2 separate regions of the Homo sapiens genome follow, and region 1 is linked to region 2. Evidence: read pairs that join two places in POLR2A ChIA-PET (ENCODE). Cell type or tissue: Panc1. All regions are shown on one strand. Each heading gives the region's core, and the rest is flanking DNA. Links, peaks and the distances in the headings are about the cores only.

What was found. ChIA-PET counts read pairs that join two places held together with the same protein. Peaks named below come from ENCODE experiments on the same cell type or tissue, not always from the same donor. Only the 100,000 strongest peaks of a DNase experiment are listed, where the experiment ranks them.
Region 1: POLR2A ChIA-PET joins it to region 2 with 7 read pairs; 1 of 35 experiments calls an interaction of 5 or more read pairs at or near these places.

What each region holds. Positions count from the first base shown.
Region 1 is chr16:69,068,427-69,078,866 of GRCh38, reverse strand. The region is part of intron 17 of TANGO6 (transport and golgi organization 6 homolog); the gene reads right to left. Among named protein-coding and RNA genes, the nearest start is that of HAS3, 32 kb to the left of the region's middle. RefSeq lists enhancers at 432-951, 4,335-5,052, 5,053-5,771, 5,772-6,489, 6,490-7,209. In Panc1, for the core only: no CTCF peak of the experiment used is centred there; a DNase peak (open chromatin) is centred at 5,336; H3K4me3 peaks cover 350 bases; H3K27ac peaks cover 1,370 bases.
Region 2 is chr16:69,517,181-69,527,620 of GRCh38, reverse strand. LOC105371325 (a long non-coding RNA gene) reads right to left here and starts at 4,946. Exons shown (of 3, transcript XR_933697.3): 1 at 4,541-4,946; 2 at 3,884-4,033; 3 at 3,064-3,150. RefSeq lists an enhancer at 3,511-4,710. In Panc1, for the core only: no CTCF peak of the experiment used is centred there; no DNase peak of the experiment used is centred there; H3K27ac peaks cover 3,428 bases.

The DNA.
Region 1 (10,440 bases), core at 3,194-7,193, 450 kb after region 2:
AGGAGGCTGAGATGGGAGAATCACTGGAACCAAGGAGCTGGAGGTTGCAGTGAGCCAAGATTGCGCCACTGCACTCCAGCATGCGTGACAGAGCAAGACTCTGTCTCAAAAAATAAAAATAAAAATAAAATAAAATACAGAAACGTATATTTAACTTAGTCAACTCTACGCAAAGACTTTGTAAGGCCATTTAACAATGGAAACATCTAGATCTTGCCTTTAAAAGGCTTCTGGTCTAGTGGGGATGAATAAGAAGATAGTCACGTAAAGACAGACAATACAGAATAGAACATGGTAAAGGTCACAGGGAGCAGAGAGAGAGTGATGAGACATCAGAGAAAAGAGAGGCCACATTTTAGGAATAGGAAAGTTCACTGGAGATGGCGAATGGAAATGATGGGAAATAGTTAATTCAGCGGGTAACAAGCACATGGTCTGGGCCCAGAGTCCCCTGAGCATTCCACCAAGTAGACTGTGTCTAGCACCACGTGTCTTGGACTTGCTATAAGAAGAGAGCAAGAGCCTTTCCATCTTTCGATATTCCTGATCAGCATGGACACTGGGGAGTGAAGGCAGGAAGTCAGGGGAAAGGGCTACATAGAACAAGCTCCCCAGGCCGACCCTTCCCCACAGCGGGCCTCCCTCTGGCCGCCTGTGCTCCAGCTGTGCCGGCCTTCTTTCTTTTCTTGCCTGAACAAAGCTCCTCTCAAGGCCTTTGCATATGCTAGTCCCTCAGCCTGGGAGGCTATTAATATTTTGCTTCCTCTTCCTAGGACTCTTATACCCTTGGCCTCCGGGATTCTTTCCCTAACCCCCGCACCTAGGTAAGTCTTCCTGCCCTTCCCGGAGTTCTGTTTGTAGCCCCTATCAGGACTGTAATGTAAATATTTGTTGTGGGGCAGGCTGGTGGTATAAAAAATAAACAAATAAAAAATAAAATAAATATTTATTGTGTACTTTAAAAGGTTTTCCTCTCTAGATGGTAAGTACTATTGACACTGAGGCCATGTTTTGCCTTTTTTTCTTTTTTCTTTTTTGAGAAAGAGTCTCGCTCTGTTGCCCAGGCTTGAGTGCAGTGGCTCTATCTCAGCTCACTGCCAACCTCCGCCTCCTGGGTTCAAGCGATTCTTGTGCCTCAGCCTCCCGAGTAGCTGGGATTACAGGCACGTGCCACCACGCCCGGCTAATTTTTGTATTTTTAGTAGAGACAGGGTTTCACCATGTTGGCCAGGCTGGTCTTGAACTCCTGACCTGAAGTGATCCACCCATCTCAGCCTCCCAAAGTGCTGGGTGGGATTACAGGCGTGAGCCACCATGCCTGGCAGCCTTGCCTTTTTCAATCTGGTATAGCCCCAATGCCTCAGAAAGTGACTGGTACATTGCTCATACCTAAAAAAAAGTATGAGTGAATAAAGGCATTCATGCGTGCCACTCCTGGCTAGTCTCTCAACTGGTAAAAGCAGAAACTCCTAAGAATGTCGACTGAAACACTGCCAGACAACTAGGGTTGCGACCTGCAGTCACACAAGGTCCCATGCTCAAGAGGGCCAGGTTTGCTTGGTCTAATGATCTGCTGTTGCCATCCTAAAATTCTTCCAGCCTGGGTAACATAGCAGGACCTCATCTCTACTAAAAAAAAATAAAATAAAATAAAATAAAAATTAGCCAGGCATGGTGGCACACGCCTGCAGTCTAGGGCTTGGAGGCTAAGGCTGGAAGATCCCTAGAGCTCAGGAGTTTGTGACTGCAGTGAACTGTGATCGTGCCACTGCACTCTATCCTGGGAGACAGAGTGAGACCCTGTCTCCAAAAAAAAAAAAATTCGTAATAATCTTATTTTTCAACTTGTGTGTGTGTTTTGTTTTGTTTTGAGACAGAGTCGTGCTCTGTCGCCCAGGCTGGAGTTCAGTGGTGCGATCTTGGCTTACTACAACCTCCGCCTCCTGTGTTCAAGCGATTCTCCTGCCTCAGCCTCCTGTGAACCTGTGTTTTGTAAATGAACTCCAATGGGACAGGGAGCGTGAATGTCAGTGGAGGAGGTAAGATTGTGTTCACTCCTCTTTGCCAGAGCATTTGCATCTGGAGTTCACTGTGCCCCATAAGCACAGGATTCTGGTGGACTCACCATATGGGGGAGGGCAACAAGGCTAGAAGCAAGTACAAGGCAGGCATGGCTGTTACATTTAAGAGTGGGCAAATGGAGGCCCCAACAGCTTGGAGAGGCGACACTTTTCATGCACTTTCCATGCGTTGCTTCGAACACAGAAAGAAGGCAATGGCTTTCTAAAAAACACAGAGGACCATGGAACCCGACTGCATCTTTCTTACTCATTCACTTCCTTGTTTTAGCCAGTCATTTACACTGAAAATAATGGCACAGCAGGGCAACCCATTATTCTTGTTCCTTTCAGTCCTTTCTTATCAGTAAATCAAAGGTAGACAGTGTTGGTCGAATGTAAATGTATCAAGAAATGAGGCTGGGCACGGTGGCTCACGCATGTAATCCTAGCATTTTGGGAGGCCAAGGCAGGCGGATCACCTGAGGTCAGGAGTTCGAGACCAGCCTGGCCAACATGGTGAAACCCCGTCTCTACTAAAAATACAAAAATTAGCCAGGCGTGGTGGTGGGTGCCTGTAATTCCAGCTACTCGGAAGGCTGAGGCACGAGAATCACTTAAACCTGGGAGGTGGAGGTTGCAGTGAGCCTAGATTGTGCCACTGCATTCCAGCCTGGGAGACAGAGCAAGACTCCATCTCAAAAAAAAAAAAAAAAAAAAAGAAATGAAATAAAAATGTTGAATTCAGGCCAGGCGCGGTGGCTCACGCCTGTAATCCCAACACTTTGGGAGGGCGAGGTGGGAAGATCACGAGGTCAGGAGATTGAGACCATCCTGGCCAACATGGTGAAACCCCGTCTCTACTAAAATACAAAAAAGTAGCTGGGCACGGTGGTGCACGCCTGTAGTCCCAGCTACTTGGGAGGCTGAAACGGGAATCGCTTGAACCCGGGAGGCAGAGGTTGCAGTGAGCTGAGACTGAGCCACTGTACTCCAGTCCGGGTAACACAGAGTGAGACTCTGTCTCAAAAAAAAAAAAAAAAAAAAGTTGAATTCAGCTGGGTGCAATGGCTTATGCCTGTAATCCCGGCACTTTGAGAGGCCAAGGCAGGAGGATTGCCTGACCCCAGGAGTTCAAGAGCAGCCTGAACAACATGGTGAAACCCCATCTCTACAAAAAGTACAAAAATTAGCCAGGTGTGGTGGGGTGTGCCTGTAGTCCCAGCTACTCGGGAGGCTGAGGTGAGGGGATTGCTTGAACCCAGGAGGCTGAGGCTGCAGTGGGCCATGATCTTGCCACTGCACTCTGGCCTGGGTGACAGAGTGAGACCCTGTCTCAAAAAAAAAAAAAAAATAAAAGTTGAATTCGTGTTGTGTAGAGTTTCTACTGTTCTGCTAAGAAGGAAATACATATGCATGTGTAAACTATGAAATACAAATTGTGTAATTTCAGTGATTCTGTGTAGGAGCTAATGCTCTTATATTTGCATTTAGAATTGGCATTGCACAATGTAAAGATGAACAGTAAAATTCATGCTAATAATTTAACATTTTAATTTTTCTCCAGCAAATAATAAACATCATGACAAGTTGAGAGAGAGACTTAGACCCCATCTCTTAAAAAAAAAAAAAAAAGCAGACTTTGGAAGGAAAAAAATTATATTTCAGGCCAGGCACAGTGGCTTATACCTGTAATCTGTGCACTTTTGGAAGGCCAAGCTGGGTGGATCAACTGAGCTCAGGAGTTCGAGACCAGCCTGAGCAACATGGCGAAACCCCGTCTCTACTAAAAAATTAGCCAGGCGTAGTGGCGCATGCCTGTAATCCCAGATACTCAGGAGGCTGAGGCAGGAGAATTGCTTGAACCTGGGAGGCGGAGGTTGCAGTGAGCCAAGAATGGCGCCACCTCACACTAGCCTGGGCAATAGGGCGAGATTCTGCCTCCAAAAAAAAATAATAATAATAATTATACACACACACACACACACACACACACACACACACACACACAGGCATTCGAACCAGAGTGACTCCATTTTGAGTGAGAGCTGGAAAATGAGGCTGAGACTTGCTGGGCTGCATTCCCAGAAAGTTAGGTATTCCTAACCTCTAGATGTTTATGGTTAAGGGAATGAATTAATAATGTTTACCAAACAGACTCAGACTTAGGAGTGTCCAGATATCCCGATATCTGGAGAACAAAGACATTCCTAATTTTGCTTTAAAGATGATAATTTGATACTTGTAAAGTATAGTAATTGAGAAAATTAATCCTTTATCACAAGTCCTTGTAGCAGAGCACATCGCCCCATATATACGAGTATTGTATCTAGGGTGGACACGTTCCTCCTCTTTCGGGAACGTCCTACTCTGTCTATGGAGCAGCTGTTCTTTCACTACTTTACTCTCTTAATAAATTTGCTTTTACTTTCCACTGCAGACTCGCCCTGAATTCCCTCTTGCACAAGATCCAAGAAGCCTCTTTTGGGGTCTGGATCGGGACTCCTTTTCTGTAATATATATATATATACACACACACACACAGCACTAATGGTACTTTCTTCTTGTTGTTGTTATTTGTTTTCCCTAGCAAGGAGCCCTGCATTTTAATCTGCACTGGGACCCACATATTATACGGTCAGCCTGCAAACAACCCTCAATGCTCCTAGCCCAGTGTCACCACGTGAAGCACCTGAGTCCTGTGAGCAAACCTCAGGAAGATGCTGCCTGGTCCCTGCTGGGCAGTTACCTCCTGGGCTTTCTCAGGGAGCTTCTGAGCCACAGTCAGGTCTCCTAGGTCGGGGGCCTGACTCTGTGGCCTCACCCGAGTGCCTTTTTTTTTTTTTTTTAAGATGGAGTCTTGCTCTGTGCCCCCCAGGCTGGAGAGCAGTGAATGGCATGATCTCGGCTCACTGCAACCTCTGCCTCCTGGGTTCAAGCGATTCTCCTGCCTCAGCCTCCCATATTGCTGGGATTACAGGCGCCCGCCACCATGCCGAGCTAATTTTTGTATTTTTAGTAGAGACTGGGTTTCACCATATTGGCCAGGCTGGTCTCAAACACCTGACCTTGTGATCTGCCGGCCTCGGCCTCCCAAAATGCTGGGATTACAGGCGTGAGCCACCAGGCCTGGCTTCGAGTGCCCTTTCTAACCTGTCTTTGGGCAAGGAAGTCTTATTTTTCCTGAGGCTGGCCGCATGAAAATGAGCTAATTCCCGGCAGAGGATGACTCTCCACCGCTATTGCCTCATGATTACTCACTCATTCAATAATCAGTACTATGGGCCTCTGTCATGCCCAGGCACTGTGCTGGCGATAAAAAAGATGAATAAGGCACGAACCCTCCCAGGTGGCAGCTACAGCCCTGTGGGGAGGCAGTACACACACCCCACATGGAGTGATCTCCGTTCTAAGAGAGAAACGCAGGCAATTCTCTGGAAGCAAAGGAAGTCATTTCCGCCTTTGGAGGTGGGTGGAGGAAGAGGAACCTGTACCTGCTCTGTGAAAGTGCCTTCACTCTGACATTTATTCCCAGCCAGTGGGTGGCACCAAGGAAATGGCTTGGGGGAACTTTAGTAAGTTCCAGCTCCCAGGCCATCACAAAAAGAAGGCAGTTTCCAAGCAAAACCAGCATGCTTGCTATGCAGGTACAGCCTAAAGACAAATCTCCCAACACTCTCTCCAATGGATTATAGCCCAAAGCATCTCTATATATAGAAATTCTAGAGCTTCCACTTTTTTTTTTTTTTTAAAGAAGGTCTCACTCTGTCACCCAGGCTGCTCTCCTGGCTTCCTGTGCCCCATCCTCCAGTGTTTGTTACAAGGTCATCTTTTTTTTTTTTTTCCTTTTAGAGGAATCTTTCACTTAGAAATATCTTTGAGATTTTTTTGCTAGAGCCTCCTAACATTCAAAGTAAAGTCAGCTTTTACTTGTTAAAAAGGGATACTCACAGGTATTCTGCTCTTTCTCCGTGTGGGTAGGAATTTCCCCCTGGGCACTTCTGTGTCCTTAAAATAACAATACTGCCTGTGCAAAACCCACTCCACACTTGAGGGGTGCTGAGCTCCCTGTTATCAGTTACCGGATCTCTGTTTTTAGTAACTGAGTGTTAAGCAAAGCCTCCTGCTTAATTAATGGGTCTATCTTAGCAACCCATCCTGGTATAGAGCTTCTTCCCAATCCCTGTGACTCTAGGGATCCCACACATCATAGGACTTCCTCTGGACTCCCCAAGGATCAAAGCTTCCTGCCAGCCAGGGATTGTCACCAAATCCCATGGATCAGGGGCTGAATACAAGGAGAGTTCAAAGGTAAAGTTACAGGAGCCTCTGTCGGGGGCAGGATATAGGCAATCCCACAGCGGAAACCTCTCATTATGAGTTCAGCACACCTGCTGTTCATCCCCCAACTGTATCAGGCCCAAGGACTCCAGGGCAAGGTGGAGTGGGTATGGCTGTGAGTAGGCTGGGTGCGTCTCATTCACAGGAAAGCTAGTTTAGCTGCTTGCAGTCAGTGGTTGAAACAAACACTTTCACCATCTGAGAAGCTTAGGCCAAGGATATCTTAAAGAAGTACCCAGACTCCTGGTCTGAAAACTCTTTGGAAGGGAGTGGCGTTCAGATTCTTTATCAAAAGAATTTAGAGAGCGCATGTGACACACACACACACACACACACACACACACACGGTCTCCCTCTCTCTTCACACATACACACACACACACACGGTCTCCCTCTCTCTACACACACACACACACACACACACACACACACACACACACACGGTCTCCCTCTCTCTTCACCCTCCCTCTTTCCAGGCGCCAGTTGGCCTGAAACACACAAAGCTGAAGCTTCAGGGACAAGGGCAGTCTTTAGGGTTAGACGTGGCTCAGAAAGGACCAGAAGAGGCTTGGCAAACTGAAAAGGGAAGGTGTGAGTAAAAGACTGCCTTGGGCACACAGGTGCACATTCAATGGAAAAGCAGGAAGACAGTGTTTGACTCTTTCAATGAGCTTGACCTGGAACATTTGCGGAGTGGTTGTATCTTTAAGATCAAAAGAAGAAATAAATGGCAAATATCTTTCTTCTCTTTACTTCCTAAATTGATTTGTTTGATTATAAAAACCATATTACCACAATCCAGAATATATGAAAATAGAGGAAGAAAAAAGGCTCTAGTTAGACTACCTCTCTAACACAAGCTCCATGAGTAAAGACGGTAATGAGTAGATTCATTTACACTTAAAAATTATTTTAATATTTTAAAGGTCATTTACATTTCAAGGTGTTTTTTACTACTGGAACTTGGTGAATGAAATGGCTATTCTGTTCTTATTGTGTGAGATCAACAAAACACAACATGAATGGTCAAAAATAAGACATTTACAGAAAAAGGACTCTGGACACGGTGATCTAGCAGAGGTTTTTCCATCTATAACTTCTTAATAGGAAAATGAGTTGCTAAATATAAAAGGACAAAAACGTTAAATGCTAGCATACACTCATTGTGTCAGAGGCGTTAAAACCAGAGTGACTGCATTTTGAGTGAGGGCTGGAAAATGAGGCTGAGACTTGCTGGGCTGCATTTCCAGAAGTTAGGCATTCCTAACTTCTAGGTGTTTATGGTTAAGGGAATAGATTGATAATGTTTACCAAACAGACTCAGACTTGGAAGTGTCCAGATATCCCAGTATCTGGGAACAAAGGCATTCCTAAATTTTGCTTTAACAAAGGCATTCCTAATTTTATGGTGGCTCACACCTGTAATCACACTTTGGGAGGCCAGAGGTGGGTGGATCACCTGAGGTCAGGAGTTTGAGGCCAGCCTGGCCAACATGGTGAAACCCCGTCTCTACTAAGAGTACAAAAATTAGCTGGGCATGGTGGTGGGTACCTGTAATCCCAGTTACTTGGGAGGCTGAGGCAGGAGGATTGCCTGAATCTGGGAGACAGAGGTTGCAGTGAGCCAAGACCACCCCATTACATTCCAGCATGGGCAACCAGAGCGAAATTCCGTCTCAGAAAATAATAATAATAATAATAATAATAATAATAATAATAATATTGATTCTTGCAAACTATAGCAATTAAGAAAATTAATCATTTATCACAAACCCTTGTAGCAGAGCACATCTCCCCAAGATCTTTTGTGTGTGTTTTTTTGTTTTTTTTTTTTTTGAGATGGAGTCTCCCTCTGTCACCCGGGCTGGAGTGTAGTGGTGTGATCTTGGCTCACTGCAACCTCTGCCTCCCAGGTTCAAGTGATTCTCCTGCCTCAGCCTCTCAAGTAGCTGGGATTACAGACAAGCACTTCCATGCCTGGCTAATTTTTGTATTTTTATTAGGGACGGGGTTTCACCATGTTGGCCAGGCTGGTCTTAAACTTCTGACCTCAGGTGATCCCCCCGCTTCGGCCTCCCAAAGTGCTGGGATTACAGGCGTGAGCCACTGCGCCTGGCCCCAAGATCTTTTTCTATCCTATATATATAAGCATTGTACCTAGGGTGGACGTGTTCCTCCTCTTACTTTCAGGAATGCCCTACTCTGTCTATGGAGTAGCTATTCTTTCACTACTTTCTTTTCTTTTCTTTTTCTTTTTTTTTGAGAAGGAGTCTCGCTCTATCGCCGAGGCTGGAGTGCAGTGGCACGATCTCGGCTCACTGCAACCTCCGCTTCCTGGGTTCAAGTGATTCTCCTGCCTCAGCCTCCTGAGTAGCTGGGATTACAGGCACATGCCACACCTAGCTTTTTTTTTTTTTTTTTTTTAGTACAGACAGGGTTTTGCAATGTTGGTCAGGCTGGTCTTGAACTCCTGACCTCATGTGATCTGCCCGCCTCGGCCTCCCAAAGTGCTGGGATTACAGGCATGAGCCACCGTGCCTGGCCCACTACTTTATTTTCTTAATAAACTTGCTTTTACTTTGCAATGTGGACTCGCCCTGAATTCTTTCTTGCGCGAGATCCAAGATCCCTTTCTTGGGGTCTGGAATGGAGACCCCTTTCCTTGTAACAGTTGTATTTAGAAATTCAATATTCTATAGAAACAAGAGATGAAGCAAACAAAGATCAAAAAGAAAGAAGGCTACATTCCACACAATCCTATCAACCACCAATTGTGACTCCCTTTGTGGTTGAGAAATAAATAAGAGGCACAAAGACAAAAACAGAGGAATAACACGCAAGTTATACACCGAAATAATAAGACAGGTGAAGACAGGGGAAAGAGGTGAACTGGAGCTGGTGGCTGGAGATTGTCCTGGCAGAAAAAAAGATTCTCTAGATTGAGGTCCAGAAGAGAAGACTCCAGAATCCGACTAGTTCTGTTTAAAAACATGTTGGAATAAGCATTAGGTGTGGTATGAATCTGTCAGAAAGCAACAGTCCAACTTCTAAGCACCTTCATCTTGCCCAAGATGTGATTTTGTGGCTAAGAGATGTGAGAGGGAACAGATGAGACTATTACGGGGCAGAGAGTCAAGAATTGTCAGTAGAGAACAACTCAGCAAAATTTCCCACATTGTGTGCAGGAGACTAGGCTAAGTATTCTGCTGAATGGCTCCCACACCCAGGAGCTCACACCCTGTTGGGGAGGCAGACACACAGAATTAAGCCTAATGGTCAGGAGGCAGGCAAACTGAGTGAAGTGGACCCTAGAGCTCCCAATTATTAGCTAGGGAATCTTGAACAAACTACTTCACTTCTAGGAACCCCAGTGATCTCGTCTATAAAATGGGAATAAGTTTGCCTCCTGAAGGTTGCAATAAGAATTAATGTATCTAAAGATCCAAAAACATGGCTGGGTACGGTGGCTCATGCCTGTAATCCCAGCACTGTGGCAGGCTGAGGCGGGTGGATCACCTGAGGTCAGGAGTTCGAGACCAGCCTGGCCAACATGGCAAAACCCCTTCTCTACTAAAAATAGGAAAAAAATTACCTGGGCGTGGTGGCGGGCACCTGTAATCCCAGCTACACGGGAGGCTGAGGCAGAAGAATTGCTTGAATCTGGGAGGCGGAGGTTGCAGTGAGCCAAGATGGCGTCACCGCACTCCAGCCTGGGCGACAAGAGCGAGACTCCATCTCAAAACAACAACAAAAACAAAGATCCAAGCACAAGGAATTGCAAATGGTGGGTGCTAAAGAAGTGATGGTTTGTCAGTGAAGACTGTGACCTCTGTGAGGGCCAGGACTATGTCCATCCTGTAACTCTTACATCACTGAGGCCTGGAAGAGAGCCTAACATGCAGTAAATCTTTGAAGAATGAATGAATGGCAACGGTAGCTAATCCTTACATAGTACTTGGTATATGCCAGGTATGATTCCAGGCATTTTGTCTACATTAACTCAATCCCCACAACACAATTATCATTTCCAATTTGCCCAGGT
Region 2 (10,440 bases), core at 2,467-6,466:
GCTGGGATTACAGACACATCACTGCCCCTGGCCATCTCATTTTTAATCTTTATAATAGCCCCATGACTTGGACTCACTAGCCTCATCCTAGAGGGGAAATCTGAGGGCAGGAGAGGTTCAGTGGCCTGCCCTCCCACATCACTCAGTGGATAAGTGGCAGAGATGGGATCTGAATTCAGATTTGACAGGAAAAAACCTTCTGCTGGGAACGGCGATGTGATCCTGTCTTCCTGCCACTATGTTCAAAGGAGCCAAAGACACCTAAGCTGTAAGGGCTAAAGGTATTAATAAAACACAAACTTCTCTTTCTAATTTTGGCTCCCTTACAAGAATTCAGACTAGTGGTGAGAGGAAATACTAACAGGGGCCCCTCTAGGCTGGCAGCACGCTCTACTGCCTTGAGCCTACCAACTTTCCCAAAGGGAATGATTCCTAATGTTTTCGAGTGGGTATGGAATGTGCTCTTAAAAGTTTATAGTTCACTTAATACGCATCATCTCATCAAAGAACAACTTCACAGAGGGGTGGACCTGGCTCTCCCTGCAACCCACCTACAGAGCACGGACACCTGGTGAGCTTCGTGCTCAAGCCTATGAGTGACCCTTAGCATTTCCCTCAATTCTGAGCCGTACACCCCTCCCCTTGTGCAATGACAACCTGGCAATTCCATACGCCCTCCTGGCACGCCTGGATTGGCAGGGTGGTGGCCTGGAACGCCAGTCCTCCTCTTGGGAGTTTGTAAGGAATTAGGAGGGCCATATGAGCACCCAGAATGGGGCCTGGCACCCAGGAGACAGGCAGCAAATATTCTTCCCCTTCGCTTTGCTTAATACAAGAGTCAGGTACCATGCCAGCAAACGAGACACTGGAGGTTAGACCAATGTGCTGCGTGCCACAAGCAAGTCACCTCCTACTCCAATGCTTGCAGTTTCCACATTCATAATGTGGAGCAGGTCCAAGTTCATTAAATGGCATATAATTATATATGTAGCCTTTCTTTCAGGTGAAAGAGGAGGGATTAAGGAAAAAAAAACTCTATAATCTCCTGGGTACCCAGAGGGCCTTGCCCACCCCAAGCAGAGAAAAGATTTTACAACCATAGAGAAGCTATCAGACGCAGCTGGAAGAGACCTGAATCCTATTGATCACACAAAGCCAGGCCCACAAGGGGACATGAAAGAGTGTTTCACTGGTCATAGAATAAATAGATTTTCTGTGTCACACTTATTGTAGAAGTCTCTATAAAGTGGATTGTGGAGATAGCGACCTAGAGGGCACAGATACTTCACTGGGGTGAAATGAGACCATTGTGTATGAGCCAGCGGTCTCATGTTAATTCTATTTGGCCCACACATAGGGTGACCAACTCATCCTTATGTGCAGTGGAAGTTCCACATCCCAGCCGGGCGCAGTGGCTCACGCCTGTAATCCCAGCATTTTGGGAGGCCAAGGTGGGCAGATCACCTGCGCTCGGGAGTTCGAGACCAGCCTCACCAACATGGAGAAACCCCGTCTCTACTAAAAACACAAAAAATTAGCCAGGCGTGGTGGCGCATGCCTGGAATCCCAACTACTCAGGAGGCTGAGGCAGAAGAATCGCTTGAGCCTAGGAGGCGGAGGTTGCGGTAGCCGAGATCGCGCCATTGCACTCCAGCCTGGGCAACAAGAGCAAAACTCCGTCTCAAAAAAAAAAAGAAAGAAAGAAAAGAAAAGAGAAAGAAAGTTCCACATCCCAGGAAACCCCTTATCCTAGACATCACAGGAAACAACTCAGTCCTGGACAAACCGGGATGGTTGGTCACCCTTCTTACATGATCATTTCTTAAAGCCGAATTCATAACCAACATTCACAACTGAGAGGATTTCTCATGAAATATTCCAAATGTCCAGAATCTCTTAAAAACTGGACAGCTTGGTAACTCTGCACCCAAATTTTGCACATGGAAACAATTGGCTGGTGTTGAGCGGTAGCAGCTTCTCCCCGATGGATCAAGCACTCACTGCTTTGCCACAGTCCCCATCACTCCTTGTCTTACATACACCCGTCCACTTCACTCCAGGTATTACCTGCCTGGCTCCTGTAGCATTAGAGTTTGCAACCCTTGAGGTAAATGTACTCTAGCCTTTGAAGAGCTTACAAATTTAAGAGATGGCCGTGCACAATGGCTCTCACCTGTAATCCCAGCTACTTGGGAGGCCAAGGTGGGAGGACTGCTTGAGGCCAGGAGTTTGAGACCAGCATGGGCAACATTGGGAGACTCCTGTCTCTATAAAAATTTTTTTCTTAAAATTATCCGGTTTGGTGGCATGTGCCTATAGGCCCAGCCACTCCAGAGGCCAGCCTGGGCAACAGCGGGAGACCCCCGTCTCTAAAAAACAAACAAACAAAAACTTAAGAGACGAAACTTTTAAAAGCTGACCCTGGGTTACTCCTTTCCAAATGTTCCAAGATAGGAATATTTTAGTGGCTACAAAACACCATCAATTTTCTTCTTCTTTTTTTGAGACGGATCTCGCTCTGTTGCCCAGGCTGGAGTGCAGTGGCACAATCTCGGCTCACTGCAACCTCCACCTCCCCGTTCAAGCAATTCTCCTGCCTCAGCCTCCCGAGTAGCTGGGATTACAGGTGCATACCACCATGCCCTGCTAATTTTTGTATTTTTAGTAGACACGGGGTTTCACCATCTTGGCCAGGCTGGTCTCGAACTCCTGACCTCAGGCAATCCACCCACCTCGGCCTCCCAAAGTGCTGGGATTACAGGTGTGAGCCACCGCGCCTGGGCAAAACACCATCAATTTTCTTACTTGTGCTCTTACTTAATAAACAAAGTAATGTAAACAGTGAGACTTTACACTGTTTGCCATAAAACTTAGTGGTGGTGGTGTTCAACGTAAAAAAAAAAAAATTAAAACTCCGCTGTTTTCATCTTGAATTGACCCTCAAGCACAAATTCTAGTTGCAAGTAATAGAAACCGAATCTAAAGTAGTTTCAGGAGAGAGACTGATTTAATGACTTCTGTAATCAAATTACAGACCAGTGGGAGTGGGTATCTGGATCCACGGTCAACTGGATTCAGAAACTCCAGTTCTGCTCAAGCCAGAATTCTGTTCCAGGTTCTCTGCAAATCGGCTTCATTCTCTCAGGCCAGCTACTCCACAGGGAAGGGGAAATGAACAAAGGCAGCTCTGAGCTGACATCCTTACTATTTGAAACCCAAAAGGTGGAAATGTTGTGGAGAGAGGGAGTACACTTTTTTCTACTAGTTGGAAAAATCCTAGGAAAGAATTTCTGTTCCTGGGCCTATCTAGGGTCTGTTCCCAGAAGAAAGGAGGGATGGGTTTCAAGCAGGCCCAAATCATATCTACCAACAGGTCACTCTCTGTGGGTTTTAATGATCTTTAGAGTCCTCCAGGTTGGAAGCTCTTCTCTGTAGTCTAGTTTTTTTGGTAGCAGTGATAGTAACCATAATTGCTTACAATGCGCCAGACACTATTTTCATTGCTTTGCATATTACATGCATGTGCATAAATACATATTATCTCACTTAATCCCCTCAACAACCCCCTAAGGGAGTTTATTCTCCCTGTTTTACAAATTTGGAAACTAAGACACAAAGCAGTTAAGTAGTTGAGACGCTTGCCAAGTGGGCCCGACATCAGCTGTGAACTGAACCCAGGCGGCCTAGCCAGAAATCACAGGGCCCAATCATATCACAGCTGCCTATCTGAGAGAGCTATATACTAGACTATAAAAGATTTGTCACAAACGCCTGCGTGCTGGCAATGCGCAAAGGTGTGACCAATAATGGTGTGGCTTTCCATCTGTGAGCGTGGGTTGGGGACTGGGTGAGAGGTCTCCCAGATTCCTGCCATGCTTGCTACCTGTGCTGGGAAATCCGGCTTTGATCTGCCCCTGGAGCCACCGGGCACAGCACTATCTGTTTATCTAGCTCTCCGCCAGGCACCTTGCCTCAGACTCTCCCGCTGCTGCATTTTTACTTCTCATCAAATCTGCATCCAGTGACCCGAGTCCTGCATCAGTAATCAGAAAAATCATGTTTTGATTTTTTGTTTTGTTTTGTTTTGTGTTCCTAGTCTAGACTCTGTTTCTAACAGAATACAAATAGCAACATGTTTGTTGATTGTCTGGGTTTTAGAGGACTTAAACTCAATTGAACAAATGCGTAGTGAGTTTCTACAATGAGCCTATGTGGCCAGAGGTTATAGCAACAAGTGAGAAGCAGATTCTGCCCTTAACAACCAAAAAGCTACATTTTTAAAAAAGGACTTATCTCTAAACTCTCCGTTCTGGATTAGGCAAAAGCTTTCTGGATGGTCTGGGTCCCTTCAGTTTCTCGATGTTTTCAATTCTTTGAAAGAGCTGCAGCCAGTCTAGTGGCTGTAGAATGCCGCTTTCATCGACAGCAGGAACGTCTTTCCTCCCACCCCAGGACTAAATCGGACCTTTAAATCAGGCCTTCTCCCTTACCTTGGGGTAACCCAACCCAAGTGAATTGATTTGCTCCCTGCATTGTTAACCTGTGGGAATTAAGCTTGTCTATTGTTGTCTCCTGGTGCACACCCCTTCTTTGTAATTGACCTTCATCCAGAATTCTTGGTAGGCTTAGGCAGCCATATTTTAATCACATGATTTTCTTCTTGGCCACAGCTGATTGGTTCTGAGTGATCACCTGACCCAGCCCATGGGCTGAACTGAGCCAATCGGCTTCTTTGTCCTTCAGAGTCTGACTTAAATAGTTCAGAGAGTGAATGAGGAAGGTTGGGCCTGGAGCAGGAGAGTATTGTGGCATTAAGATGTCAAGCTTGCACCAGGTAAAATCCTAATAAGAGAGATAAGCCAGAGGATGAAGCCTATGTACAGAAAAGAGCAGAAGTAAGAGACCATCCATGAGGCATGATCGCAAGAGAGGAAAGGAGAGAAGGAGGAGGGTCGGTGCCCAATTTACCAGGTCTCTTTTGAATCCATGTCTTAGCCTTGGATGTCTGATGCACCTTTCAATAAACTCCCAATTTATTTGAGCAAGTTTGGTACGGCCTCAGTTTCATGCAACTTAATTGATTAGAATATCAAAATATTTTGCCCATATTATGATTATCACAGTTATTACAATAAAAGATAGATATTCTGCCTATCCCCAACAGATGGTCATGTCTTTTTTTCATCTTTCTGTCTCCACTACTTTCCCTTGCCTCTGTGCCTAGAGCGTAGCATGTGCTCAATAAAAGCTTGATGAAAGAATGAAGGAATGTTCATCTCCTCTAAATTTCTCTGCCTGGCTTTCCAGCCTTCCCCCATCTGGCCCCGTATCTAACCTCATTACCCACTACTCCTTACTCCACACCCTCCACTGTGGTTAAACCAGTCTCACCAAGGCATCCGGCTCATTTCTCTGGGCCTTTCCTCATGCTGGAATGCCCTCCTCCCTCTTCTTCACCTACTTATCCTTCTTAAATCAGCCCCCTCCTTCTCCATCCATTCTTCAGACATTTACTGAATGCCCACTGTGTGTCAGACATTATGCTAAGCGCTGGGCTACAGTGGGGAAAAAAACAGATGTGCTTTCTGTAGCCATGTTACTTATTGTAAAAGGGGAAAGATGTATTCGTTTTGAAGAGAAACCAGAGTATATGTTGCTTATTGTCTTACAAACCTTCCCTGTGAAGTTTCCTCCAAGAGCTGCACCACCCCCCGCCATCTCCTGCTCATCTTCCTCCTCGCTTACCTCGTTTAATTCTTCCTAACTCACATCACTGTTTGTTAACAGGTTCTCTTGAGTTTGTTTTGCCCACCAAGCCTCCTCCTATTAACTGGATTTTATGTGTCTTCAGGGCTGAAGCCTGAATCTTGTACTTTTTCTATTTATACTTACGTGGCTCAGCAACAGGGACACAGTGGGCACCTAAAAAATAACTCTTCACTGCCTGCCTGCTTGATCAAAAATGTCTCCTGCCCTCCTGGCCTGGTAAATGAAAGGACAGAGAGGTATTTGTCTGTCTTTGCAATCCCAGGAATAAACATCAGCCTGGATTTCAGCTGATCCCCATAACCCTGGCCATAAAGCACCATCTAAAGCCAGGGGAGAGATGAACAAATAGAGGTTGTATTTGTTCTGTTTAGTCCCGGGTACTCTGGGGGAAGGCTTCACAGACCTCCTCACCACAAACCCATGCTAACAAACAAGAAGCCACTTCTCTGGCAGTCTCCTGTACAGTGTCCTTTTACCTGGGAGTCAGCTCCCTTGTCTCCAGCCCTTTTGAAAGACACCTTTCAGCTCTGTGTCTTTACTGGGTGGAAGGGAAAGAAAAATTAGGGGCACTAGATTTCATTCTCTCCCCAGACATAAGCAAAGGTAGTCCACCCCAGACCGAGCTCAGCAAAACCTCACCACAGAGTTTCTCTGCATAAAGAAAGTGCCTTTTTGAAACACAAAGTCAGTCTTTCAAATCAGGAAGGGAAAAAATAACCCACCAACCAACCCCAAACCTGCACTTGGCCAAAATCCTGAGGTTGGTGGCAGGATTGAACTGAATCATTTCTCTTTACTCTGATTGCATCAGCGACAGGCAGCTACTTGGTCCCCAGAAGAGGCCTCATGCCATGTTTGTGCCTAATTTTGATTCCTTATTTTCTTGTAAGCAAAGCCATCTTAACTAATGTGAGATGGGAATTGGGTTCAACCCAGGTGGCTGAGGCCAGAAACTGATAGTTGTGAGACAGAAACTGTTATACCCATTAGGGGCTGTTCCTCTTAAGTCTAAACTAGCTCCATCTCTCTGTTCCCTGTTTGAGAGGTTCCATGATACCTTTGACATGAAGTCCTAGCTCTTAAGTATCCTAAGTTCTATGTAGTGATAACTACAACTTTTTGAGCAAAGTCTTCCTAAGTACTCTGCCCTTGCCTAGACATTATATATAAAGTATTTCACTGGATCCTTTAAGAAAACAAACACCCCATGAGGTAGGTGCTATGGTTAGATCCATTTTATAGATATGGAAACTGAGGCCCAGAGAAATTAGGTGCCTTGTGCATAGCTGAGGCGGGACTTGGACCCAGGCTGCTGACTACAAAGCCTACACTCTTTTTTTTTTTCTTTTTTTTTGAGACAGAGTGTTGCTCTTGTTGCCCAGGCTGGAGTGCAATGGTGCGATCTCGGCTCACCGCAATCTCCACCTCCAGGGTTCAAGCAAGTAGCTGGGATTCCAGACATGTGCCACCATGCCCAGCTAATTTTGTATTTTTAGTAGAGATGGGGTTTCTCCATGTTGGTCAGGCTGGTCTCAAACTCCTGACCTCAGGTGATCTGCCCGCCTCAGCCTCCCAAAGTGCTGGGATTACAAGTGTGAGCCACCAAGTCCAAAAGCCCACACCCTTAATCACTGTGCAAATGAGTCTCCCTTTCTTCTCACCTTTCCAAGGACCCCCCATTCTCTAAAGACTGAAGGAAATTCCACCCCCTTCCAGATATCTGCAGCCCACTCTGAGCTCTCCCTTAACTGACTGACTTCCTCTAGTCTGTTAACACCTCGCAGGACATTTTGAAATCATCATTCATTTGTGCAATAATTATTGAGCACCTATGTATGCCAGACGCTGTTCTAGGAGACCCAGCTGTGAACAGAACAGACAAAAGTCCTTGCCCTCACGGACTTTACATTCTATGGAAGCAGACTGACACGCAAAAATACAAATACACTTTGGGAGGCTGAGGCGGGTAGATCGCTTGAGCCCAGGAGTTAGAGACCAGCCTGGGCAACAGGGTGAAACCCCATCTCTACAAAAAATATAAAAATTGGCCTGGAGTGGTGCTGTGTCCCTGTAGTCCCAGCTACTCCGGTGGCTGAAGCTGGAGAATGGCTTAAGCTCAGGAGTTTGAGGCTGCAGTGAGCTGTGATGATGCCACTGCACTCCAGCCTGGACAACAGAATGAGACCCCATCTCAAAAAAAAAAAAAAAAAAAAAGAATATAAATACGTAAAAAAATTATATTAAGGCCAGGCGTGGTAGCTCACACTTGTAATCCCAGCACTTTGGGAGGTCAAGGCAGTGGATCACCTGAGGTCAGGAGTTCGAGACCAGCCTGGCCACCATTGTGAAACCCTGTCTCAACTGAAAATACAAAAATTAGCTGGGCATGGCGGCACACACCTGTTGTCCCACCTACTTGGGAGGCCGAGGCAGGAGAATGGCTTGAATCTCGGAGGAGGAGGTTGTAGTGAGCCAAGATCACGCCAATGAACTCCAGCCTAGGTGACAGAGCAAGACTCCATCTCAAAAAAAAAAAAAAAAAAAAAAAGAAAAGAAAAAAACTGTATTAGATAGCAATAAGTGCTAAATTGAGAAATAAGACAGAGAAAGGAGATAGAGAATGTGTCAGAAAAGGTAGAATTGCACACAGAGTGGCCAGGGCAGGCCTTACTGGGAATGTGATACCAAACTTCAGAGCTAAGAAGACTGAGGCATGGAAAGGGAAGGGCATTTGAAATGGAGGGAAGGGAAACTACAAGGGCACAGAGGCCGACGTGTGCCTGCTGCACTCAAGGAACAACGAGGGGACCAGCGTGACGGGAGGAGGACAAGTGAAGGCAAGCATAGTTAGGAATGCAGTGAGAGAGGTGAGAAGAGGACACCAGCCTCTGTGGAGGCCTGCAGAGCCTGGCGAGGGTGTTGGTGTTTATTCCGAGTGGAATGGGGAGCTCGTAGAGGATTCTGAGTAGCCTAGTGTGGGGTGGGAAAGTGTGATGCCTTTCCTCACCCATCATAAAGGTCACTGCCAACACTCCTATAACAAAAGATAGGTTAACAAGAGAAAAGCCTAACACGTTTGTTTGTTTATTTATTTATTTGAGACTGAGTTTCATTCTTGTCCCCCAGGCTGGAGTGCAATGGCGCAATCTGGGCTCGCTGCAACATCTGCCTCCTGGGTTCAAGCGATTCTCCTGCCTCAGCCTCCTGAGTAGCTGGGATTACAGGTGCCCGCCACCACGCCCGGCTAATTTTTGTATTTTTAGTAGAGACGGGGTTTCACCATGTTGGCCAGGCTGGTCTCTAACTCCTGACCTCAAGTGATCCGCCTGTCTTGGCCTCCTAAAGCGCTGGGATCACAGGCCTGAGCCACCACGCCTGGCCCTTACACATTTATTTAATCAAAGGTTTTTTTTTTTTTTAATGCTTTAAGTTCTAGGGTACATGTGCACAACATGCAGGTTTGTTACATATGTATACATGGGCCATGTTGCTGTGCTGCACCCATTAACTCATCATTTACATTAGGTATATCTCCTAATGCTATCCCTTCCCCCTCCCCCAACCCCACGACAGGCCCCGGCGTGTGATGTTCTCCACCCTGTGTCCAAGTGTTCTCATTGTTCAATTCCCACCTATAAGTGAAAACATGTGGTGTTTGGTTTTCTGTCCTTGTGATAGTTTGCTCAGAATGATGGTTTCTAGCTTCATCCGTGTCCCTACAAAGGACATGAACTCATCCTTTTTTATGGCTGCATAGTATTTCCATGGTGTATATGTGCCACATTTTCTTAATCCAGTCTATCATTGATGGATATATGGGTTGGTTCCAAGTCTTCGCTATTGTGAATAGTGCCGCAATAAACATATGTGTGCATGTGTCTTTATAGCAGCATGATTTATAATCCTCTGGGTATATGCCCAGTAATGGGATGGCTGGGTCAAATGGTATTTCTAGTTCTAGATCCTTGAGGAATTGTCACACTGTCTTCCACAATGGTTGAACTAGTTTATAGTCCCACCAACAGTGTAAAAGCATTCCTATTTCTCCACATCCTCTCCAGCACCTGTTGTTTCCTGACTTTTTAATGATCGCCATTCTAACTGGTGTAAGATGGTATCTCATTGTGGTTTTGATTTGCATTTCTCTGATGGCCAGTGATGATGAGCATTTTTTCATGTGTCTGTTGGCTGCATAAATGTCTTCTTTTTAGAAATGTCTGTTCATATCCTTTGCCCACTTTTTGATGGGGTTGTTTGATTTTTTTTCTTGTAAATTTGTTTAAGTTCTTTGTAGATTCTGGATATTAGCCCTTTGTCAGATGGGTAGATTGTAAAAATTGTCTCCCACTCTGTAGGTTGCCTGTCCACTCTGATGGTAGTTTCTTTTGCTATGCAGAAGCTCTTTCGTTTAATTAGATCCCATTTGTCAATTTTGGCTTTTGTTGCCATTGCTTTTGGTGTTTTAGTCATGAAGTCCTTGCCCATGCCTATGGCCTTAATGGTATTGCCTAGGTTTTCTTCTAAGGCTTTTATGGTTTTAGGTCTAACATTTAAGTCTTTAACCCATCTTGAATTAATTTTTGTATAAGGTGTAAGGAAGGGATCCAGTTTCAGCTTTCTAAATATGGCTAGCCAGTTTTCCCAGCACCATTTATTAAAGAGGGAATCCTT